2 separate regions of the Homo sapiens genome follow, and region 2 is linked to region 1. A link is an interaction called in ENCODE POLR2A ChIA-PET data of the cell type or tissue named here. Cell type or tissue: PC-9. All regions are shown on one strand. Links, peaks and the distances in the headings refer to the core of each region. The heading gives the core; the rest is flanking DNA.

What was found. Peaks named below come from ENCODE experiments on the same cell type or tissue, not always from the same donor. Only the 100,000 strongest peaks of a DNase experiment are listed, where the experiment ranks them.
Region 2: POLR2A ChIA-PET joins it to region 1 with 10 read pairs; 2 of 35 experiments call an interaction of 5 or more read pairs at or near these places.

What each region holds. Positions count from the first base shown.
Region 1 is chr2:74,216,660-74,222,728 of GRCh38, forward strand. SLC4A5 (solute carrier family 4 member 5) reads right to left here. Exons shown (of 31, transcript NM_133478.3): 30 at 4,775-4,842; 31 at 1-2,133. The coding sequence ends at 4,808. It overlaps MTHFD2 (methylenetetrahydrofolate dehydrogenase (NADP+ dependent) 2, methenyltetrahydrofolate cyclohydrolase), which reads left to right. Exons shown (of 8, transcript NM_006636.4): 8 at 1-906. Among named protein-coding and RNA genes, the nearest start is that of MTHFD2, 21 kb to the left of the region's middle. RefSeq lists an enhancer at 4,503-4,797. In PC-9, for the core only: no CTCF peak of the experiment used is centred there; a DNase peak (open chromatin) is centred at 4,622.
Region 2 is chr2:74,277,860-74,280,359 of GRCh38, forward strand. All of the region lies in intron 8 of SLC4A5 (solute carrier family 4 member 5), which reads right to left. Among named protein-coding and RNA genes, the nearest start is that of SLC4A5, 64 kb to the right of the region's middle. In PC-9, for the core only: no CTCF peak of the experiment used is centred there; no DNase peak of the experiment used is centred there; H3K27me3 peaks cover 2,244 bases.

The DNA of each region.
Region 1 (6,069 bases), core at 3,570-6,069:
GTGCAGTGGCATGATTATAGCTCACTGCAGCCTTGAACTCCTGGACTTAAACGATCCTCCTGCATCAGCCTCTGAAATGGCTGGGACTACAGGTGTGTGCCAGCATGCCTAGCTAATTTTTAAACATTTGTTTAGAGATGGGTCTCACTATGTTGCCCAGGCTGGTCTTGACCTCCTGACCTCTGCTGATTCCCCCCACCTCTGCCTCCCAAGTAGCGGGATTACAGGTGTGAGCCACTGTGTCTGACAAGAATTTATACTTAAGCATAGGAGATGGTTCTGGAAATTCTAAGAAATTCTGCTCTCAGTAAGAGTAGAGGTTTGGAGCTTTACCTCTTGGCAGTATCCCTTGGAAGGGAGCTCTGAGATTAAATGTAATCAAACACTTATTGAGAGCTTTCTATGGACCAGGCACTACACTAGACGCTGGGAATTACAGAGGCAATTACCTGTCCTATACTCAAGGTGTTAATGATCTAGTGTCATTTTTCTTTAAAAAAGAAAGCACCTGCATTTGTCATCTTGAGCAAATATAGTAACTCTAACCTCAAGGTTCAAGTGATTTACTCAAGGTTTAAATCATAGTTGTTTTGGAGAAAGTAAGTGTCAGATGCACTGTGGCTGTCAGGGTCATAGTAGGCATTAAATCAACATGGTTGGTGTTCATTAAATGTGGATTGAAGATAAAATGACTGATCTTAAGTTTCATGAGGAATAGGTTTGCTTCATTGAAACTGGTTTTTATCTTCCCAAATAGTTTTCAATCATTCCTTTAAAGTACTAGGTTGATTAATATTGCAAAGTTGTAATGTAAAATGTGACCTTACCTCTGTCTAACCTGTATTGTTCACATGAATGGGAGTTTGACTTTGGGAATAAACATTGAAAATTTGCAGGGAGGACCCACCCAAATGTATCATGAAATGTGATTCCAGGTATGAAAAACCAGTGATACTAATTTAAAGGATCATTTTGATTTAACATGTGGTTTCAAATTTCACTTTAACAAGAACTATTTTATTTTAGAAACATTTATCCACTCAGATGCATTGGTTCTTTCATTAACAGAGTTTTGGAACTGGCTTTTCAATCTGGGAAAGCCCCAGTCACACTTCTGGAGCAAGGCCCATAATGCAGATGGTTCAAACTTTTTTTTTGTTTGGATACGGAGTCTCACTCTGTTGCCTAGGCTGGAGTGCAGTGGTGCCATCTCAGCTCACTGCAACTTCTGCCTCCTGGGTTCAAGCGATTCTCCTGCCTCAGCCTCCCGAATAGCTGGGACTACAGGTGCATGCCACCACACCCGGCTAATTTTTTGTAGTTTAGTAGAGACGGGGTTTCACCGTGTTGCCTAGGCTGGTCTCGAACTCCTGAGCTCAGGCAATTCACCTGCCTCGGCCTCCCAAAGTGCTAGGATTACAGGCGTGTGCCACTGTGCCCGGCTGGTTCAAACTTTTCATATAACCCTTAGGAAATTGGATGTGACAGGGAGAAAAGATAGGACCTTTTCAGCATTTCTTAATATGCAGAATTGCCAAATATTCCAAAGATGGTCTAGTGACATAAAAGTATATTACAAGTTTGTTTGAGAACATCTATATTTAAATCTAACCTTTAAACAATTTTAAATTGATATTTGTTTTAAATATGAATTGACTATTGCCCCTTTATCTTAGCTATGGTTTGGGGAAACAAGCATTTTTTTATTTCCAAAGAAATGTTAGAATTTCTATGCTGAACTGCATTTTAAAATAAAATATAATATTTAGCTTTAGGTATTTTAATTACTACAAAGGGGAGAGCTTTGCATCTAAGCAATACTTTTCATCAATAGATCTCCAGTTTTCTATAGGCAGACGGACTCCCTCTGTTTGATAAAGAAGGAAACAGGCACAGAGAAGTTAAGACCCTCCCAGTGAAGACTAAGCCAGGCTCTCCATCTCCCATCTGGGAGAAGCTGCTTCATCCTAGAGGGTGGTCTCACTGTCAGTTTCTCTTCGGTATTTATCCATGTCTGTGAAGTCATAGTCTGACTCCATCTCTATCTTCACCTGTGGCACCATGAACACTGGGTTCCGTGAGTAGCTGAAAGCAGGTGAAGCTGGACAGGATATTTTGAAGTGCAAGGTGATGCTGAACGAGAAGTAGGAAAGAAGGATTACGTAGTTCTTGGTGTTTTGAACCCATCCCCTAGAGCAGGGCTCTAATGCAAATACTTCCATCTTTGCTTCTGAACTCTCAGCACATGCCAGAATGAGCAGTTTCCTATTGGCTTGGCCTTCAGCCATAGTCACGCATCTGGTCTCACCCTGTAAACCTATCTTCACATTGCTGCCAAGGTGAACTTTTGAAATCACAAATTTGGTGATTCCTCATTGGGTTCAAAGAATCTAAGCTCCTTAGTGTGAGAAGACAGGAGTGTCTTGTCTTCTCACAAACACAAACACAGTCTTCTGTGTTTGTAGTCCTGCCTGCTTAGTTTGCCCCATCCATTGCAGTGTTCTTTGCTCTTTGGAGGTGTGTGTGTGTGTGTGTGTGTGTGTGTGTGTGTGTGTGTGTGTTTGTGTGTGTTTTCAAATGGTACTTCGGGCCTGTGTCCACTGCCTGAAATGCCTTTTCTTTTCTCTGCCCCGCTCTATGTCTGGCAGATTCCAGTTTCCCTTTCTTAGATTCTCAAAACGAGGCTACTCCCTCCCTGTGTACTCCGATATTCTTGCACAGGGTGCTCTGTCTTTGTTTGCATGCCTTTCTTTCCACATCCTCAGGGATTAAGCATCGCACCTGGTAGATCATTGATGCTTAGTCTTTGTTAAACCAGATCATGTTGCAGAGCCTTTCACTGAAACAGAATCTTGCTATTTAGTGATCTTTGCCTCCATCTGTTTTCATAAATTCAGTAAAACACCAATGAGGTTGGGAGATACCATCTCCAGTTACCAAAGTTTCTTCATTTCTGACCCTGTCTTAGGGCCTTGTGTAATTTAACAGGGTTTTGGAAACCCCTAACCTGGTCCAAATTTTCTCTCTACTGCCTGAAATTGGGAGTAGTCAGTCAATTTCATGTAGATTATTTTATAAATGAAAATAAGATAGACTGCTTTTCTCATAATACCGGTGTATACTAATGTATAAAGATCAATGGCATCACATATATAGGAGCCTGACTGGGGAAGTGGGATGAGAAGGAAGGTGGAGATTAACTGGGACAGGTGACACTTTGGGCTAGAGCATCTTTGGGACTGCTGCTTAGGGAGGGTTGAACTGGGGAAAAGTGTGTCGTTTCACCCTGGCATTGGGATAGCAGCTTTGCCTTATAATTCAGAAGATCCCCTGCCCCGTTTCCCCAAAAATCTCTTGGATGAGTGCCCTCTGTGCCTGGAGATTGATCTTCTAGACTTGGGATAGCCTGTGCTGTAATTACTGTTTGATCCCTGTCCATTCTAGGGCACAAGGTAGGAGTGGGACTGCCCCTGGCATCTTCCCAAGTAACAATGAAGTAAAGCCTTTCTTGCCTCTAAATTCATCTTTTCTGTGTTTGCCCCCACTATGTCATCATCAGGGAGTCTCACCTTTTTCACGGGTGGCTTCTCATGAAGAACAATCACATTGTTGGCATGGGGGCTCCTGGCAACTGGCCTTGAACCTATTCTTAACAGTTCCCATCTCCAGTTGATCTCTGATGTTAGCTTTGATGTTGATCTCTGATGTTGGCTTTCCTCCATACCCTTTCTGACCTTTGCTAATTAACCCTGCTGTTAATTCATTCTACAGAGTACCCCAGGGTTTCGATCCTTAGCGTTCATTTATCCTGGCTTTCAGTGATATTACACTTAAGCCATGCCTAGTTTTTCTGTTTTCTTTTTTTTTCTTTTTTTGAGATGGAGTCTTGCTCTGTTGCCCAGGCTGGAGTGCAGTGGCGTGATCTCGGCTCACTGCAAGCTCCGCCTCCCAGGTTCACGCCATTCTCCTGCCTCAGCCTCCCGAGTAGCTGGGACTACAGGCGCCCACCACCATGCCCGGCTAATTTTTTGTATTTTTAGTAGAGACAGGGTTTCACCATGTTAGCCAGGATGGTCTCCATCTCCTGACCTTGTGATCTGCCCGCCTCAGCCTCCCAAAGTGCTGGGACTACAGGCGTGAGCCACCGCGCCTGGCTTCTGTTTTCTGTCAATATTTCCTTTCTTTTTTTTTTTTTTTTTGAGATGGAGTCTCACTCTGTTGCCCAGGCTGGAGTGCAGTGGCGCGATCTCGGCTTACTGCAAGCTCTGCCTCCTGGGTTCATGCCATTCCCCTGCCTCAGCCTCCCTAGTAGCTGGGACTACAGGCCCCCACCACCATGCCCAGCTAATTTTTTTGTATTTTTTTAGTAGAGACGGGGTTTCACCATGTTAGCCAGGATGGTCTCGATCTCCTGACCTCGTGATCCACCCGCCTTGGCCTCCGAAAGTGCTGGGATTACAGGTGTGAGGCACCGTGCTGGGCCACAACGTTTACTTTCAATTTTTGTTCTACCTAATCTTTTATAAGAATTTCCTTTACTAAAGTTGAATACCTTTGTGTGTTGTAACCATGTTGTTAAGTCAGTAAGAAGACATACTTGTTTCTTGGCCCTGAATGATGAGTCAGGTTTGTCAGCCTTTGACTCCCAGTTGGGGGCCAGCAAGGGCCTTCTACTGAGAGGACAGCTAGCTTGGGAAATCCTAGACCCTCCACCTTCCCGGCCATTTCCTAGTCTCTTACCTAATACGCAAGGAGTCTACCTAACAGTGTTTACCTTCGGTCAAGTTCTGTGTCACTGAAGGAAGAATCAGAGTGAGTAACTCCAACTGGAAGATCTTTTTCCTGGCAGGAAAATGAAAAATGTCAGATGTGGAGCAGGTTTGAGCACCATATTTCTCCGGGCTTCCCCCACCATTTCCTTTCTTTTCCTTCTCTAACCCTAGAGCCAACACTATGCAAGAGGAATACGGGGCCTCAGAGATGTGTGGCTTCGGGCTTAGTTACTCCTTCACCCAGAAGGTGCTCAGCCAGGGCTAGGGGGTGTGAGGCATGGGAGGGCCAGGGAAGAGAGAAATAGGAGTGGGGGAGGAGTCTGAGAAACTCAAGATCTTGAGGTACCTATGATGGACAGTGCTGATGGGAAGGATGCCCTGGCTACCCACCCCTAATCTGTCTTTGAGGGTGGCAAGCCCTGTATTAGAAGCACGGGGCTCGGGACTAAGGTAGGGATCTTTCAGAAGACCTCGGGACAGGCTATGTTGCCTGGATGACAGGACTGGCCACCTATAGGGAGCTGAGGCTGGGAGGGGTTAAAGGCAGTAATATAATCTCCCAGGATTTCCATAAGCAATGCCCAGTCCCTCCTAGGCAGCCTCCCTCTCAGCTGTCTGCTGAGAAGGTGCTGAGGATTCACACAGAGGCACAGCACAACCACCACGAGGACCTCCAATTATGCCTGACTTATAACCCAAGTGCTATGCTACCTATTTCTCTAAAGGGAAAAGCTTGGTTCTGAGCCCTCAACCATTTCAACAGCCACTGGAAAACATGGGAGGCCTGGTGGGCCATGTTTGGACTGATGTGGTCTGAAACAACATAGAAGAGGGCCAGGAGATGCCACAGGGATCTGGGGACACCTGGGGAAAGGAGGGAATGAGGGATTTTGCCTCAACTAAAGTGAGAATTAGTCGAGTCTGCAGGCTTTGCTCTGGGGTTTCCATCTGGTTGGAGTACCAGTCCTGGTGGCCCAGTTCTCTTTGATCTCTGCCAAGGACAAAGGTCTTCTAGCGCAGGGGTCCTCAGCTCCCAGGCCATGGAACAGTAGCAGAACCAGGCCGCACAGCAGGAGGTGAGCATGGGCGAGCAAGCATTAACCCCTGTGCTCCAGCTCCGGTGGGATCAGTGGCAGCAATAGATTCTCATAAGGGTGAGAACCCTATTGTGAACTGTCCATATGCAGGATCTAGGTTGCGTATTCCTTAAGAGAATCTGAGGTGGAACAGTCTCATCCCAAAACCATTCCCCACTCCCTACTGGTCCGTGGAAAAACTATCTTGCACAAAACTTGTC
Region 2 (2,500 bases), core at 1-2,500, 58 kb after region 1:
ACTGAAATGTTTACAACATTCAGGATTGCCTTTAAAATACCCCAGCAAAAGCAAACAACAAAAAAAAAATCCCCAAAAGCAAACAAAAAAAGTGGTGGAGATAGATAAATATGAAACTTTGATGAAGCTGGGTGATGGGGACCATTCTCTCTACTTTTTGTGTTTGAAATTTTTCATAATAAAAAGTTTAAATATATATTTGGATATATAAAAATATACATGAATAGGTAAATCAAGTAGGGGTTTTGACATGAAGGTGGTCTGATGGTGGGGTTATTCCCCTTCTGACAGCTGCAACTGAGTGAGCTATCCAGGGATGACTTTGGTTGGGGGAGGTGTTTGCTCCTGCAGACCAGCTCCAAGGGTTCTGAGGAGCTGCCAGCCAGTTGTGCCCTATCTGGGAAGAGCTTCCTGAGTGCTCCAGTCCCTCCCATCTCTCCTCACTTAATTAGCCTTCCAATCTCACTCACTGGCCAACTAATCTGATTGTACTATCCTGGGTCAACCGCGTGATGGCCTTGTGTCACTGCCTGGCTGTCCCCATGGGTGTGGACTTGTGCTTCCCCTGTCTGATTGCAGGACTTTGAAGGTCTCTTTTGCAGCTCCACCCTGGAATAACTGTAAGTTATCCTAAGTCCCTGAGGGATGAAAGCCCCTAGCATAGCCCTCATTCTGTGTTACACTGCCAGCTGTGAGAGCACTGGATGGAACCCAGGGCCTCTGAGACTTCAGGGAACCTTTTACCTGGGGCTTGATCCAGGTTCTGATTCATATAAAAATCCCTTTTTCCTACTTCACCAACATAAGCCTCAAGTGTCAGTGTTGGACTAGCATAGAGAGAGGGAAGGACCAAGTTAGATACTGGACATAAAAGCAGCTGGATAATGACAAAGAGTATAATTATTCAGAACACTAGATCAGCAGAAGGTGGAAGTCAAACAACCTTAAAAATCTTCATCTGACCATAAATCTCCATGTGTGACTCCACTGCAATAAAACAAGAGAGCGATGGCTGCTAGCCTGCAGCTGCTTACCTGGCTCATGTATACCAGCCATCTGCAGCTCCTACAGTCGCTTTTCCACCCCACCTGTCTCCTCAAACCACAGACCGGCCTGGAATTCCCTCAACTCCCTGCTAGGAGCCCCTCCACCTGTGCCCAGGGCCGCCTTGCTCCATCCAGCAGCCTCCCTCAGCTTCTTTTCCCTTTAAATGACTCTCTTTTCCCTGGACACTTCTTGTAAGCCTACGATGTGCTCAGACTTCGCTGACCCTCAAAAACAAAAGGATCTCCCTTGGCCCATGTTCTCCTTAAGAGGCTTCCTTCACTCCTGCCCTTCATGGACAAGCATCTTGGAAGAACTGTCAGGTGAACCCAGCTTTTTACTTTTAACTCTTCTCAACTTACTGCCCTCTGGCTTCTGCCCTACCCCTCCTCAGACTGCGGGAGTAGGTCCATCCTGCGGATGCGCTTCAGTTCTTGCGGTACTTCTTATCCCCTCCCTTCATCTTGAATGTCTCTCAGCCCTTGATTTCCAGGACAAAGCCCTCCTTCCATTCCCCTCCTAACCTCCTGGTTGCCCCTTCTCAGTCTCTTTCGTGGGTTCCTCTTCCTCTGCCCATCCTGCAAATACTGAAGTTCCTAGGGGCTCTGTTCTGGGCTCTCTTCTCACTTCACAGACCTCAGGGGCAACCTTATCCTTTTCTGTGGGCTTGATTTCCACCTAGATGCTGATGCCTCACAAATTTATGCTTCTCTACTGAACTCCAGACACGGTGGCCACATGATGACCCCTGGACATCTCCACTTGGAGTTTCCTCAAATAGAACCTGTCCAAAATGGAACTCATTATCAACTGCCCCCAAAACAAAATTTAAAAATATCCAATGTAATAAAACTTTACTACTACATTTGTGTTTTCTAAGCTGCTACCATGAGGTACTCACTAGCTCAGGTTGGAATTCTGGGTGTCTCCCTGACTATCTGTCCCCACGTGCCATCTGTTATCAAGTCTTGTCAATTGTACCTTTTAAATTTTGTCTCAATCTACCCCTTCTCTCTATCCCTACTGCCAGCATCTCTCCCTTGGACCAGCCTCTTAACTAGCCAAGTCTTGCCCCCTTTTATCCATTCTCCACACTAAAGTGAGATGAACTCTCTTAAGGATATGCACGATTCTGTCCTTTTCCCACCTAGAACCCTTCTGTGGTCCTCTGAAGCTCTCAGCACCAAGTTCCAACACTGCAACATGGCTGGCATAGAATCTGCATCATCAGCCCTGCCATTCCCTGCCTCCTATTCTACAGTCCAGCCACAGGAAACCTGTGCCTTTTCCTCTATGTGTCTGTTTGCCCTATTCCAGAGGCCTCTTCCCCCTTCCCTACCCTCTCCTGGCTAACTCTGACCCATCCTTCAGGTCTCAATGTGAACATCTCTTCCTCCTAGAAGCCTTCCTTGACCCCTCCTGCCTGGATTAGATGCCCCTATGCTCTGCTTTCACA